Linked DNA regions of Homo sapiens: region 1 is linked to region 2. The links are chromatin loops, found by intact Hi-C in ENCODE. Cell type or tissue: sigmoid colon. All regions are shown on one strand.

Region 1 (8,000 bases), 79 kb before region 2:
GCACAAGTGAAGGTGGCCAAGGGGTTGAGAGGGGAAAAGGGGAGGGGTGTGTGGAGGGCTCCAGAATTTAAAAAAAAAAAAGAAAAGAAGAAGAAAAATTAACAAAATTTTACCTATTGAATCCAACTGCTATCCTCCTGCTCTGCTCCCAGGATGCCAGCAAGAGCAGCACATACTTCAAATAAGACAGTATGGGCTTTATTCTTTGTTAGAGCAAAACTCAAAAAGCCAAAACAAACCAAAGAAAACTCTGGACAAGTTAAATTTAACAGAATTGGCCAGGCCCGGTGGCTCACACTTGTAGTCTCAGCACTTTGGGAGGCCGAGGTGGGCGGATCACTTGAGGTCAGAAGTTCGAGACCAGCCTGGCCAACATGGTGAAACCCTGTCTCCACTAAAAATACAAAAATTAGCCAGATGTGGTGGTGCGTGCCTGTAATCCCAGCTCCTCAGGATGCTGAGGCAGGAGAATCTCTGGAATCTGGGAGGTGGAGGTTGCAGTGAGCTAAGATCACACCACTGCACTCCAGCCTGGGTGACAGAGCGAGACTTCGTCTCAAAAATAAATAAATAAGTAAATAAAATAACATAAAAATTAACAGAGTCGATTTGAGCAAAGAACTGTTTATGAATCAGGCAGTACTCAGAACCAGAACCGGAAGTGGTTCAGAGAGCTTCATGCTTCATTTCACAACATGAATGGTATTTATAGACTGAAAATGGAAGTGTTATACAGAAATAGTTTTATGGGTTACAGCTAGGCATTTGTCTTCCTTGGACATGGTTTGATCAGTTGACAGCCCGTGACTGGCTTAAACTTGGCTGCTTGTAGTTGGCTGAGACCCTACTATGTGTTACAAGAAATACATAGTTAGATCTTGGTTCATTTGTCTGCTGGCTTTGGTTGCAGTTCATTAAGTAGAAACTCAAGGTGTGGGGACTGCCTCAGGCCAATGGCATCTTACTTTAAAGGTGTTAAATTTACTTGTTAAATATGTTTACTTGTTAAATAAATTTAACACCTTTCTAAAGAAACATACTGTGTCAAAGAAAAAAGACCTATTGATGTTGACATATGGGGTCCTGTCATGAAAATGATGAAAAGAAAATTATAAAATAAATTACATAGAACACATTTTAGAACTGAAGATCATGACTGTCCAGATTGAAAAGGCCCACTGAGCATCCAATGTCATAAGTGAAAAATGACTGTCAGGTCATATCCTTATAAAATTTCAGAACAATGAAGATGATTTTCCTAATCTTAAATGTTTTAAGATATATAGAGAGAAGAGTCACATATAAAGGGTGGGAATCAGAAGGTCTACCAACTTCTCAAGGCAACACTGTAAGCTTAAAGAGAATAGAGCAATGCCTTCAAAACCCTGGGGAAAATGTTTCCCCCAAAATGTAATCTTTTCAAAATTTTAATCACTGATGGATATCATCGATCATTACAAAAATGCAAGTCAAAAATCACAACGAAATTCCATCTCATACCAGTCAGAATGGCTATTACTAAAAAGTCAAAAAATAACAGATGCTAGTGAGGTTGCGGAGAAAAGGGAAATCTTGTTCACTGTTAGTGGAAGTGTGAATTAGTTCAACCATTGTGGGAAGCACTATGGCGATTCCTCAAAGAGCTAAAAGCAGAACTACCATTAAACCCAGCAGTCCCATTACTGGGTATATACCCAGAGGAATATAAGTCATTTTACCATTAATACACATACAGGCAAATGTTCATTGCCACATATTCACAATAACAAAGACATGGAATCAACCTAAATGCCCATTTAGACGGATTGGATAAAGGAAATGTGGTACATATACACCACACCGTGGAATACTATGCAGCCATAAAAAATGAGATCATGCCTTTTGCAGGAACATGGATGGAGCGGGAAGCTATTATCCTTAGCAAATTAATGCAGGAGCAGAAAACCAAATGCCACACGTTCTCACTTATTAGTGGGAGCTAAATGATAACTTATACATGCAAAGAAGGACACAACAGACTCCGAGGTGGAGGAGGGTGGAAGGAGGGAGAAGAGCAGAAAAGGTAACTATTGGGTACTGGGCTTAATACCTAGGTGACAAAATAATCTGTACAACAAACCCCCGTGACATGAGTTTATCTATGTAACAAACCTTCACGTGTACCCCTGAAGCTAACGTAAAAGTTTAACATTTTTAATTAATATAAGAATAATAAAGACATATACAGACATATAACATCTGAAAAATTGATACCTATATGGCATTTCTTAGAATATACTTATTGATGTGTTCCACTAAAGTAAAGGAATAAAACTATAAAGAGAAAGATGTGGGACCAAGTGAATAATGATTCTATCACAGAATAGGTAAAGACATCTTCTGGCTGGGAGTGGTGGCTCATACCTGTAATCCCAGCACTTTGGGAGGCTGAGGAGGGTGGATCACGAGGTCAGGAGACGGAGACCATCCTGACCAACATGGTGAAACACCGTATCTACTAAAAATACAAAACTTAACTGGGCGTGGTGGCATGAGCTTGTAGTCCTAGCTACTCGGGAGGCTGAGGCAGGAGAATCACTTGAACCCAGGAGGTGGAGGTTGCCGTGAGCTGAGGTCATGCCACTGCACTCCAGCCTGGCAACAGAGTGAGACTCCATCTCAATAATAATAATAATAATTTAAATAACTTCATGTGCCTATTGACCACCACACTGGAAAATGTGCTCTAGATGATGGTAAAGGAAACTATCAAAATGATGGGAGAGGGAGGTTTCATGAATTACAAGGTACACAGCTATAGCTGATCATGTAGTCCCCCATCTCACATCCTTTTTTGCAATGCGGCTTTCCTATGACTCTGGGAAGAGGTGGGGCTTATTCCTTCTTCTCTTAGGTCTGGACTAGCTTTGTGACTGTTGTGAACAATAGAATTGAGTAGAAATTACATTCTGGGACTTTTGAGGTCCAAACATTGAGAAATCTGGTACCTTTGGCTTTTGAATACTGGAGAAAGCCAAACAGTTTAATAACCCTGAGATGGCTATTCTATGAGGAGGCCCAAGCTCACCACATGGAGCCACCTGAGGCCTGATGAGATGGAGGGAGTCTTGAGGTCTTGATACCCTAGTCAGAATTGCTCAGCTGAGCAACCTATGGAACCGTGAGAGATGATAGAATGGATGTTGTATAAAGCCGCTGAGTTTAGTGTTGTTCGTTACCCAGCCAGCCCAGATTGGAGCTGGAGGAGAGAGGGTTCTGGGAGTAACATGTATAAGATGGGCCTCATAGATTACCTGGTGTGTCTGACTTCCTGAGGATGTGTTGTACCTTGTCTATCAGAGTTTTTGTGGAAGAAGAATTGCTAACAACCACGTAACAAGCCAAGCAAACAAAAAATAAAAATCTCAGCTGGGCGCAGTGGCTCATGCCTGTAATCCCAGCACTTTGGGAGGCCGAGGCAGGCGAATCACCTGAGATCGGGAGTTCATGACTTGCCTGACCAACATGGTGAAACCCCATCTCTACTAAACATACAAAATTAGCCGGGCATGGTGGAGCATGCCTGTAATCCCAGCTACTCGGGAGGCTGAGGCAGGAGAACTGCTTGAACCCGGGAGGCGGAGGTTGCGGTGAGCCGAGATGGCGCCACTGCACTCCAGCCTGGGCAACAAGAGCAAAACTCCATCTCAAAAATAAAATAAATAAATAAACAAAAATCTCCAGAAAACCAAAGTTTTGTGCAAGAAAATAAATATAATCCTAGCACACTGCAGAATTTAGTTCGTGAACATTAGGTAGCATGTACAATCATAATGCAAACAGAATTCTCCTATTGAGAGTCTGGAAATGATGGAAGAGAGGAAGAAGATGTATCTCTTCTTCCCCCCACTCTGGAGGTGGGGAGAATGTAAGAGCAATTAAATATTCATCGTCTTTAGTGGAAGACAATAGATAATCTCTCTAAATGAAAATATCAAACATGTTGGTTATATACCAGTAGAAAAATCGAAAGAATTGTATGTGTTTGCTACTGAGGAACATGAATTTGGGGTCTAGATGAGTGAAATAAATACTGCATGTTTTTCATACAGGATTATTTCACATATTGGAAGATAAATACATATTTTGAGATATTACTTTTTTTTTTTTGAGACAGAGTTTCGCTCTTATTGCCCAGGCTGGAGTGCAATGGCACAATCTCGGCTCACTGCAACCTCTGCCTCCTGGCTTCAAGTGATTCTCCAAGCGATTCTCCTGCCTCAGCTTCCCGGGTAGCTGGGATTACAGGCGCCCACTACCACGCCCGGCTAATTTTTGTATTTTCAGTAGAGACGGGGTTTCACTATGTTGGCCAGGCTGGTCTTGACCTCCAGACCTCAAGCAGTCTGCCCGCCTCAGCCTCCCAAAGTGCGGAGATTACAGGCGTGAGTCACTGGGCCTGGCCCGGGCCCGAGATACTAACTTTTAAAAAAGATCAAAGGAATTGAAGTAACTCCAGTTGTCAGAACCTGGTTAAAAGCCTCCCCTGGTTAGGCCATCCTAGCCAAGGATGAGAAAGTCTTCCCACAGGGAGACAGCCCACAGTCAGTAGTCTCGGCTTTAATTTTGCCATTTCTGCACCTCCTCTTGTGCACTTATACACATTTTAGTGGGGAAATAAGAGAGGGCAAGTCCGCAGGTGTTAGTTGGTAAACTTTACTGCCCTAAAACCCCAAACTCTTTTTTCATGCGGTCTCCTCTGACCCAGATCGTCTTCAAATATCGAACGCTGAATTGGGCCGGGCGCGGTGGCTCCCACCTGTCATCCCAGCACTTTGGGAGGCCGAGGCGGGCGGATTATGAGGTCAGGAGATCGAGACCATCCTGGCTAACACGGTGAAACCCCGTCTCTACTAAAAATACAAAAAAAAAAAATTAGCCGGGCGTGATGGCGGGCACCTGTAGTCCCAGCTACTCGGGAGGCTGAGGCAGGAGAATGGCGTGAACCCGGGAGGCGGAGCTGGCAGTGAGCCGAGATTGTGCCACTGCACTCCAGCCTGGGGGACAGTGAGACTCCGTCTCAAAAACAACAACAACAACAACAACAACAAAACACTGAATTAAGCTTCATAATTTACTTAGTTTTTAATTAATTTATTTATTTTTAGAGATGGAGCCTTGCTATGTTGCCCAGGCTGGAGAGCTATGGCTACTCACAGGCACAATTATGGTGCACTATGGCCTCAAACTGCTGGCCTCAAGTGATCCTCCTCCCTCAGCCTCCCTGAGCATCTGGACTACAGAGACACCACCACACTTGGCTTTTAACTTACATAGCTTCAATCACAAAGCCTAATAGGACCTGATTGTCATGAGCTTTTTGGAAAGAAGTTGAAATAGAGGATTGCGGAGGAGGGTATGATGTCTCACGGATTGCCCAGCAGATCCAAATTATGCTTCCCGGAGATGTGACTACTTTAGTATTTACCAAAGGGCATTGATACTCTGATTGGTCTTTTCATATGGGTGGAGAACTAGAACAGACTCCTCCAGGCTAGTTGTGTTTAAGCAGGAGTTGAAGGCAGCAGGGAAGTCCTCTTTGAAATAGGATTGCAATCTGAGGCTGGTAATTCAGGTCATTGGCACGGAGCAGGGAGAAGGAAGTCAGTATCTTTTGTGAAAAAGAAACAGCTGAAGTGGGGCTGCATAATAATGTCTCATCAAGAAGACCTTGGTTCAGGGTCCTTCACTATGATGAGCATGAAAACTGAAATTCTAATCTGGAATTGAAGAGGAATCCAACTATAAGAAGCTCTTTTTTTTTTTTTTTTTTTGAGATGGAGTTTCTCTCTTGTCTCCTGGGCTGGAGTGCAGTGGCGTGATCTCGGCTCACTGCAACCTCTGCCTCCCAGGTTCAAGCCATTCTCCTGCCTCAGCCTCCCAAGTAGCTGGGATTACAGGTGCACAGCACTACCACCCGGCTAATTTTTGTATTTTCAGTAGAGATGGGGTTTCACCATGCTGGCTAGGCTGGTCTCGAACTCCTGACCTCAGGTGATCCACCCACCTCAGCTCCCAAAGTGCTGGGATTACAGGCATGAGCCACTGCTCCTGGCCAATAAGCTCACTATTAATTCTTTCTTTTCTTCTCCATTAAATTGACTCCCATAGTCCTTCATATCCTTCCAGAAAGTCCTTTGATTTCTTTGACTCCCCGCCCCCCTATGATGGAGTAAGATGTCCCTCCTCTCCACCCCAACAGAGCTCTGTGCTTGTCCTTCTGCTAGCATTCACCCCACCCTCCACAGCTTCCTACTTGCTTGTCTCCATCTCCCACAAAATTTTTAAGTGCTCAGAGAGAACCGTTCATTGTTTCACCCTCAGGACCCAGCACAGAGAAATGTCTCAAATATATTTGTTAAACACAGGCAGTAAAATATGCACATGTATTTATATTCTTAGACAATGTATGCCCTTTATTGATGGATTCTCACGCTCTCAAGCCATTAGATATATCCATGTGGTTCCCAAATGTCATCATGCCTTTCCTAGCCTGGGATGCAAAATCCACAAGTCTGAGGCCGTTATGTTTTCTAAGACTCATCTAATTTTAAAATAAGCAATAAAACAAAACAATAGTCCTTATTTCCTTAAGCTAAGCCTTCTTACAATGGTATACTTTGCTTTTACTTGCAACCTCAACTATCTTAAAGAGGTGACCCAGAAAGACTACTCATGCTTCCCCCGGGGCTCTCTGAAAACTTCCTTTCTTAAAGCTATTTAGTGGGCATATGACCCAACCAAATGACCCTTTTTAATAGACATTCCCCCCACACCTGGCTTTTATTATGTCATAGGAGGTAAAGAGAAATCCCAAGACCCTTCCCCAAACCTAGAGAGCTGCTGGCCTTCAGAGCTGACCCCCTTCCTTCAGACTGTCCCTGCAGCGGTTCTGCAAAATCACACTCACAGCACACTGTGTATTGTGGGGTTGGCATAGATGTTTTGAAACTAGGCAGACCTTGTGCAGTGTTTAGTTTTTGGCAGAATTTATGTTTTTGGCTGGCTGCCACTGTGAAATGTGTTTAGTTTTAACTGACAGTCCTGGTCAACACTGCAGGTCATAGGTAAGTCTAGCTCATTCTGACTAGGTGAAGCCAGATCTGCTGCTTCCCAGTTTTCTTTTGGTTTTTTACTGTCTTGGTAAAGAAGAATTTCTAATAGACACATAGCAAAACATTTCTGTCCTTCTACCTGATCCTCTGTGATAAACTCTTCCTGCTCTGTGATGACATTCTTCTTCAGTGACCAGACATCCAGGGGTTGGGAGAAGCTACTCGGGAAGTTGCAAGAGTAGGGATTAGGCTGTACACTGGGAAGTAAGACTGTGGTGTGGTATGGAGCAGAAGGTTGCCGGGAGAAATCCTCAGGAGTGTAAAATGTGACATTTTCCTCCTTAAACCTGGGCTGGAGCAGTGTCAGGAGCAATCTGGCAGGATGCTGAAGAGCAGTGAGAGGAGGACGGGAGTACCGCCAACCTGACATGAGACCTTGATGTTGGGGCACCAGGGTCATTGAGACACAAGGAGTCTCTGTTTCATTTTTCTCCCCCCAGAGGGATTTGCACCCAACCATCTTGTGACTGCTTTTTTAATTCAGTTCAGTGAAAATGACCGTGCTTTTTCCTACTATCTCAACCAAAATTTGTATCCATGCCAGGCTGGGAAAGCATATACTTCCTGAATGAAAAGTGTGATCCAACCATTATGAGCCCCAGAGGGTCTTTGTGGGATTAGTCACTGAGTTGCAGTATGGCAGAGGTGTGGGGTCAATACCATTTCCACTGTGATATGACAATGACATTGAGGACTTGTCAAAGTCAAAGATCACCCACCGAGTTTGTAAATATGATTTAAAAGCTGAGAGAAATGATGACCATATGACAATTAGCAATAATCACTTGAGAATCTTCAGTATTCGGGATGCATTTATTTTCTTTTTAAAAAAGAAGGTAAATAATA
Region 2 (8,000 bases):
GCAGGAGTAATTGTAGATATTTATTTGCATATAAATAATAGTTGAAAGGAGTCTTACAGATACTCTGTATTTTCTCTATTTTAAAAAGCCTTTTTTTTTTTCTTTTTTGTAAAGGTTTAACAACACAAAGAGCCAATCTGTGATAATAAGACAGGCATTTCTTTATTCAGGAAAAAATGTATAGAAGACACAATTCGTCTCAAAGTGAAATAGAGATTTATGGTACATATTATAGAAAGTGAGGGTAAAAACAATGGCAAACATTACATGACTCATTCACTTTGAAACATCTTTCTTCCTACTTTTAATGCTATTAAGGGACTAGAATTGTATTCCTTTCCAGATCCTATCTAGGAGTTATAGGGGAAGCCATATCCTTGAAAAGAGACAGTGAATACATGAAAATCTGCTTTGTGTACATCTCTGGAATATTAATATTTGACACAGACAATGGATCTTTCTTCAAATTCAGATAAAATGCTATGCAAACAGAGCTTCCATACAAGTCTAAGAATAGCTCCCACCATAACCCCATCAGATTACCATCCTCAGTGTATTTTATATAGACTTGCTAGGGCTCTAACTGAAAACCAAAAATACTGGGGGAATCAAAAAATCTAGAACTATATTTTAAAGTTTTAATGGAGATAATTTCTATATAGAAATACAAATTGCCGGAATTAACACAAGAGATATTTTTAAATGTAGAGATGAATAAGAATAAAAGAAATCATTTTACAACTTAAATTGTCCCAGGAGGTAGCAGAAGAAGAAAACTTGCAGACAACTTTTACAACACTGCAATAATGCTGATAACAAAACTTAATATATACTGTCAGGTGAAGAAAGGTTACAGTACATCATATCCCTGATTGGGTGATTATTTTACTAGTATACAAAAAAGAAACATCAGAAAGAAAGATATATCATTGGGGTTCACATCTGAAATGTAAAGATATGCAGGATCTAACTCCAGAAATTCTGATTCAGTTGGTTCAGGATCTGACTCAGACACATGGGAGATGCTAATGTACAGCCATGTTGGAGACTACTGGGATAGTTGGTCTGATTCAAAGTCACGTTATATATTTTTTAAAGGCAAAGGATTATTTTAAAAATGAAATTATCACATAAAAATTAAATCATAGGGAAGCATTTGCTAACACATCATTAAAGCCCGAAAGTCTAAAAGAAAAAAAATTGCTCCATTTGACTATATAAAAATTGTTTTATTCGTCAAAGAAAAATCGCCATTGACAAAGATTTAGTAGCCCTGAAATATAAATATAAAAGATTCTTATGAATAAATCAGAGGAAGATCAAAATCCCAACTTATGTTGGAAAAAAATGAAGAGCAAAGAACCTGCAGTTGTATTTTATATTAAAATATACAAATGGTCATTAAATATACAAAAGTCTCTTACACACACACACACCAGTAGTAGAAGCAATGCAAAATAAAATAACAATAGGTAGCATTTTTTTTGAGACAGGAGTTTCGCTCTTGTCGTCCAGGCTGGAGTGCAATGGCACGATCTCAGCTCACTGAAACCTCCGCCTCCCAGGTTCAAGGGTTCTCCTGCCTCAGCCTCCTGAGTATCTGGGATTAGAGGAGCCCGCCACCATACTGAGCTATTTTTTGTATTTTTAGTAGAGACGGGGTTTCACCATGTTGGCCAGGCTGGTCTCGAACTCCTGACCTCAAGTGATCTTCCCAAAGTGCTGGGACTACAGGCGTGAGCCACCTCTCCTGGTCATAGGTAGCATTTTTAATGGAATAATGAAATTGTAAAGTAAAATGATTAAGAACATGGGCTTAAGGTTTGCAACTTCATTCTACCATTTACTAGCTACACGGTCCACAGGCAAGTTATTCAACTTCTCTGTTTTGTCATCAGTAAAAGGATTGTTGTAAGGATGAAATAAGTTTTCATATATGTAGTACCTATAACAGTACCCAGCCCACGGTAAGTGCCATTTAGCATTTTCTGTTGCTCACGCAAACGTTAAAAGCTTACTATTGTTGGCGAGAGTAAGGGGAAATATTCTCCTCGTGTGCTAGGGGTTAAACAAAGTCATACATTTATACTGAAGCACTAATTTATTCATTTATTTAATGATGATTTATTGGGTAACTTGCGTGCAACAGGGACTCCTCTGAACAGTGAGTAGTCCATAGTGAAGAGTGAACAAACAGATGAAGTACTTGATCTTATAATTTTTTTTTTTTTTTTTTTGAGACAAGGTCTCACTCCATCCCTCAGGCTGGAGTACAGTGGCATGATCTCGGCTCAGTGCAGCCTCGGCCTCCTGGGTTCAGGGAATTCTCCCACCTCAGCCTTCCAAGTAGCTTGGACTGCAGACACAAGTCACAATACCAGGCTAATATTTGGTGTTTTTGTAGAGAAAGGGTTTCACCATGTTGCCCAGGCTGGTCTGGAACTCCTGAGCCCAAGGTATCTCCAGCCACTTTATCCTCCCAAAGTTCTGGGATTACGGGGGTGAACCACCATGCTTATATTCTAATGGGTAGTAAGTAAATGTTTACATAGGTAATATAATAAAAGAATTATAAGGGTTATAAAGAAAAACAAAGAATAGGGAGATAGAGAGTGACAGAGGTAAAATGGTCAGGAAAGACTTTTCAAAGGATATGATATTTGAGCAGAAATTTGAAAAAAAAAAGAAATCCCTGAGAATGAGGAGGAGGCTTTCAGGCCCTGTGATGGGATGGGATCAAGAACTATTTTACTAGAGAGCACTTAGCAAGGCAAAGAGAAAGGAAATAAAGTTTGAGACGAAGGCACGGTTCAGAACATTCAGGGCCTTGTAGGACAGAGGATGGAATTCAGACCTTATTGGAAGTGTTGTGAAAAGTTTTGGAGGGTATCAGTTAGTGGTATGCTGGTAAATGTTTTAAAAACAGCTTTCCAGGGAAAAGAAAGTGATCTGTAGCATTTGCCAAACTCCATGGTGTGTATATCCTACCATGGCCAATTTCAGTATACTAAAGTGAAGTCACTGGAGGCGGAGTTAGTAAGAGATGAGCACCACTGGCTCTCTCCTACGTCAGCGCTGGCCAGCTCTAGTACATTGCAGCCACAAGAAAGTAAAAAGAGTTACATACTTTTTTTTTTTTGAGACAGAGTTTCACTCTGTCCGCCCAGGCTGGAGAGCAATGGCAAGATCTCGGCTCACTGCAACCTCCACCTCACAGGTTGGAGCAATTCTCCCACCTCAGCCTCCCAAGTAGCTGGGATTACAGGCATGCGCCACCACACCCAGCTAATTTTTGTATTTTTAGTAGAGACGGGGTTTCACCATGTTGGCCAGACTGCTCTCGAACTCCTGACCTCAAGTGATTCGCTCCTCTCGGCCTCCCAAAGTGCTGGGATTACAGGCGAGAGCCACCATGCCTGGCCTATACATTTTTTAAAGGATCATCATGAAAACAGGATGGATAACAGACCCTAAGGAAACAAAAGTAGAAGGAGAAAGGCCAGATAGACAGTGTGTTGTTAAGTAATACAGACAATAAATCAAAGTGACTCAGACTATGTTGGTAACACTGGAGAGTAATAAAAGCAAATGCCTACACAGTGTTTCTGAGGGCTAGACCCTGTTTTTAACCTTTTACATATTAACTCGTTTAATTCTCACAGCTTCCTATAAGTGAAATACTTTTATCCTCCTTATATAAATGAGGACACAAACATGGAGAAGTTACTAACTTGCTCAAAGCTAGAAAGAATGAAGGTGATTCGATGTCAATGACAGTTAACCCTTGAAGAACATGTGTTTGAACAACACAGATCCACTTGTATGTAGATTTCCCTCTGCTTCTGCCACTCCTGAAACAGTAAAAGCAACCCCCCACTTCCTCCTCCTCACCTACTCAGTGTAAAGACAAGGATGAAGACCTTCATGATGATCCACTTCCACTTAATGAAGAGTAAATATATTTTCTCTTTTTTATAATTTTCTTAATGACATTTTTTCTCTAGCTTACTTTTTTAAAGAATACAGTATGTGATGCATATAAAATACAAAATATGTGTTAATGAACTGTTTATGTTATCCATAAGGCTTCCAGTCAACAGGAGGCTATTAGTAGTGAAGTTTTGAGGAAGTAAAAAAAGTATACACGGACTATCAATTACAAGGGGTGTTGGCACCCCTAATACCCATGCTGTCCAAGGGTCAATTGTAATTTGATTGGCTCCACCGTATTGCCTTTCAGGTGTAGGCAACCAAGTGGCAACTGAACAGATACACCAATTATATCCACAAATTCAAGATGGGTTTTAAAGGTAGAGTCAATAGAATTTTCTAATGAATTGGGTAAACATTTAATCAGTTCAGTTCTTATTGTACTCCTATAGTTACAGTGCTATTGTTTTCATTTTCAAGATACTGCATTGGACTATGAGTTGAGGTACTTTATCCCCTATGGTGATAGGATTATACTCCTCTCTATCCCACTAATAACTATAAATTATTATTTTTGTATATTTGGGGTAAGTGTAATATGCACGGTATTTTTTCTAATATATGGGGAAAATAGTTACACTTTTCTATTTAACATTCTAGAAACAAGCATTGTGTTTTCAATTTTTCTTAATCCCACAATAAATAGTACTGAAACCTCCAAACTGAGGATCTTGGATATCAGTACATATTTGAATGCTTCTCATTTGGAATTTCTGAAAATCACCCAGACTACTGTTTCTCAAGCGAATTATGCATACAAATCACATGAAACTATTTTTAAAATGTGGTTTCTGATTCTGTAGGTCTGGAGACAGGAATTTCTGAATGGCTGGGTGATGAAGTTGAAAAACTGTTGCATAAAGCAGTGTTAAAACTGTAACAATTTGCCAAAAATTACTATTTAAAGACTTTGGGAATTGACCAAAGAACATATAACAAAATTTAGAAGCACTTATCTGAGAAAATCTACTGTGACATTTTAGCTAGGAATTTTTCCCATCTCTGCACCCCCACTCACCAATAGTATGGAGCAGAAGTTCCATCCAGACAGGCAGGACAGATCATAATGCCTGGAAGCTCTGCTCCCTGCTAGAGGAGAACTTGCAGCATTTGGAGCAGATAGTGGAAAATCCTCTTGTTGAAAACAAGAAAGCTACGAGTGGCAAACGTAACATAAACAGGGAAGGATAACATCAGCCTCAGGTCCGTCCTAGTTGGGAGATTTCACAGAACAGCAAAGCAGCCAGAAATGTAACAGGAAGATTTAGCTAAATGAGACGGACAAAAGGAACCCTGTTGAGATCCCACTTACACCTGGTCATCTGGAAGCCTATACACATGCACAAAGCTGTGTGTCCCTGCTTAGGAGAAACCACAGAAGGCTCTAGTGAGCTACCCACCACTGGCTTAAAATAAGACCTTGCAAATGCAGAACATATAAACCAAGGCATATTTGTAAGCTCCCTGGACTTTGAAAACATTCCCCAAGATGGCCCCAATTCTCCCTAACTTCCAGTATTCACATTCTTATGTGATTCCCTCCCTTGAGTATGGGCACGACTCGTGAATTGCTTCTAACAAATAGAGTATTGCAAAAATGACAGAATGTCACTTCCTGGATTATGTTACATAACATTTTAATGTCTATATTTCTAGGAAACTCTCTCCCTTTCTGGTTTTGATGGAATAAGTTTCTATATTGTACGCTGCCCTGTACAGAGGCCTGTGTGGCAAGGAACTGAGGAAGGCTTCTAGCTTATAGTTAGCAACAAACTGAGGCCATCAGTCTTGTAACCTACAAGGAACTGAATTCTGGTAACAACCATGTCAACTTAGAAGTGCATCTTTCACCAGCTGAGCCTTGAGGTGAGACTTCAGCCCTAGCCAATACATTGATGGCAACTTTATGAATTTCTGAAGCAGAAAATATAGCCAAGTCAAGTCCAAACCCCTGACTCACAGAAACTTTGAGATAATAAAAGAAAAAGAATGGATAGGCCACATAGGGGTAGGAGTGGTGGGGAACTGTGGAGTGGAGCCGCTCCCAGATACAAGATCTCCTGATCCTCAAGTGGCACCCTGTTGAGGATTTACCTTCCATCCATGGGGAAGTAGAAGCCAAGGGCGTATTCTATAGAGGAGGGCAACTACCTCTCAGCTTGAACTCAGGACTCTAATCATTCCTCAAGTCCTGGCATGTAACAGGGGCACTGTGGGGAACGAGCCATGCTCCCTTTAGGTTCATCAGCATTTAGCCAGGAAGAGTCACACATGACTGTGCTGGACCAAGGAAAGCCTGCAGTTTCATATTCTAGATGGTGTGTGTGTACACGTACTCATGCACACACCACAGGGTGAATTAAAAGGGCTCAGTCACAGAATAACTATGTTGATATCTGCTGAGAAAAGCAGTCTCGTGTACAGTCTTCTGACCCTCCTTGGCCACATAAGAATGGGCCATGAGCCTGGAACACTTCCTTACCAAGTGTGGGACTATTTTTCCCTGTTTCAGGCTCAATGAGTATCCCTTAGTTCTGCTTAAGTATGTATGTCAATGACCCTCAGGCATGTCTCCAGTTTTCTGTATTTCATATTCCTTGGGGTAGGGGTCAGAGTCCTTCTGTTGTGATGGGAGAGGAGTGTGTTTAGGTAAATTGCCCTACTTGGATGCCAGGGGTTGTGGGGTGGGAACCCTCTGGCCACGGAGGACTGACATGCCATTGAAGCTGATCTGGCTCTGTCTCTTCTCTGTGTAAGTAAAGCGTTGTCCCATCTGGTGCTTGACTGCTTTGTTTTCCTTGGCAACGTCAGTACCAAAATGCAATGGACAGAAGTGTTTGGATGTTTATTCCTGGTGGTTGGCATAGTGTTGATGATCTTCGCTATTCTCCATGTATTTGGAGTCTTTCCCTGGGACTGGTAACTGTTTCACAGTGCACTGTTCCATGATATCGTTTGTTTACTGATCCCAGTAGTCAGGGACAATACCTCTTCATTTTAGTTGGAATTCATTTGTTCAGGAAATGTTTGGGTAGCTGGCTGGTTGCGGCAGACATGTTGTGGTATAGCTTCACGCGTAAACTCAGAAGTCTCTCCCTGGCTAGCCTGTGCCACTGCCCATGGTTTAGAGCCAGGTTTGGGACTAGTACAAGCCATGAAGCACCCAGGGTGTGCAATTTAAGGAGGTGCTTGCTCTCACGTTGTGCAGGTGCTAGCGCCTCACTTGCCTCACCCTAGTCCCACCCTGATTAGTGTAGAATTTCCCAAGAGAACAATAACCCTTCAAATCATTCCAAGAAAAAAATAAGTCCTTTCAGCAAATAAATTTAAGAAATGTTACACAAATTATACACCATTAAGAAACTTACTTGTCGGCCGGGCGCGGTGGCTCACGCCTGTAATCCCAGCACTTTGGGAGGCCGAGGCGGGTGGATCACGAGGTCAGGAGATCGAGACCATCCTGGCTAACAAGGTGAAACCCCGTCTCTACTAAAAATACAAAAAATTAGCCGGGCGCGGTGGCGGGCGCCTGTAGTCCCAGCTACTCGGGAGGCTGAGGCAGGAGAATGGCGTGAACCCGGGAAGCGGAGCTTGCAGTGAGCCGAGATTGCGCCACTGCAGTCCGCAGTCCGGCCTGGGCGACAGAGCGAGACTCCGTCTCAAAAAAAAAAAAAAAAAAAAAAAAAAAAAAAAAAAAAAAAAGAAACTTACTTGTCAAAACTCTCTATTTAAACTTTAAGAAGTCTAAAAATGAAAGAAACCTGCTTAACTTTGCCTAAGCCAGCCCTTTCCAAAATTTTGGCTGATTTTTTTGTTTTTGTTTTTTTGCAAAGAATTTGTATTGAAATCCATTAAGTACACTCTGGGAAGTGCTAGGTTTCAGTTATGTTAATATGGCTTTAAGAATCATCAAACAAATGCCTCCCAGAATCTAACTGGTGTGCTGCCGATTTGGATAATTTCCACTTAACTATTTATGAAATCATGTAAAAGAGGCTTCCTTCCATTAT

The links. A loop is a pair of places that touch in the nucleus more often than their neighbours do. Peaks named below come from ENCODE experiments on the same cell type or tissue, not always from the same donor. Only the 100,000 strongest peaks of a DNase experiment are listed, where the experiment ranks them.
Region 1: a loop joins it to region 2, with 3 times the contacts of the local background. A loop is called at or near these places in 5 of 110 quality-filtered maps.

The regions. Positions count from the first base shown.
Region 1 is chr15:94,014,803-94,022,802 of GRCh38, forward strand. All of the region lies in intron 2 of LINC01581 (long intergenic non-protein coding RNA 1581), which reads right to left. Among named protein-coding and RNA genes, the nearest start is that of LINC01581, 89 kb to the right of the region's middle. In sigmoid colon, no CTCF peak of the experiment used is centred here; DNase peaks (open chromatin) are centred at 4,459 and 7,039.
Region 2 is chr15:94,094,249-94,102,248 of GRCh38, forward strand. The region is part of intron 1 of LINC01581 (long intergenic non-protein coding RNA 1581); the gene reads right to left. It overlaps LOC105369203 (a long non-coding RNA gene), which reads right to left and starts at 5,188. Exons shown (of 4, transcript XR_002957694.2): 1 at 5,009-5,188. In sigmoid colon, no CTCF peak of the experiment used is centred here; a DNase peak (open chromatin) is centred at 3,083; H3K4me3 peaks cover 1,535 bases.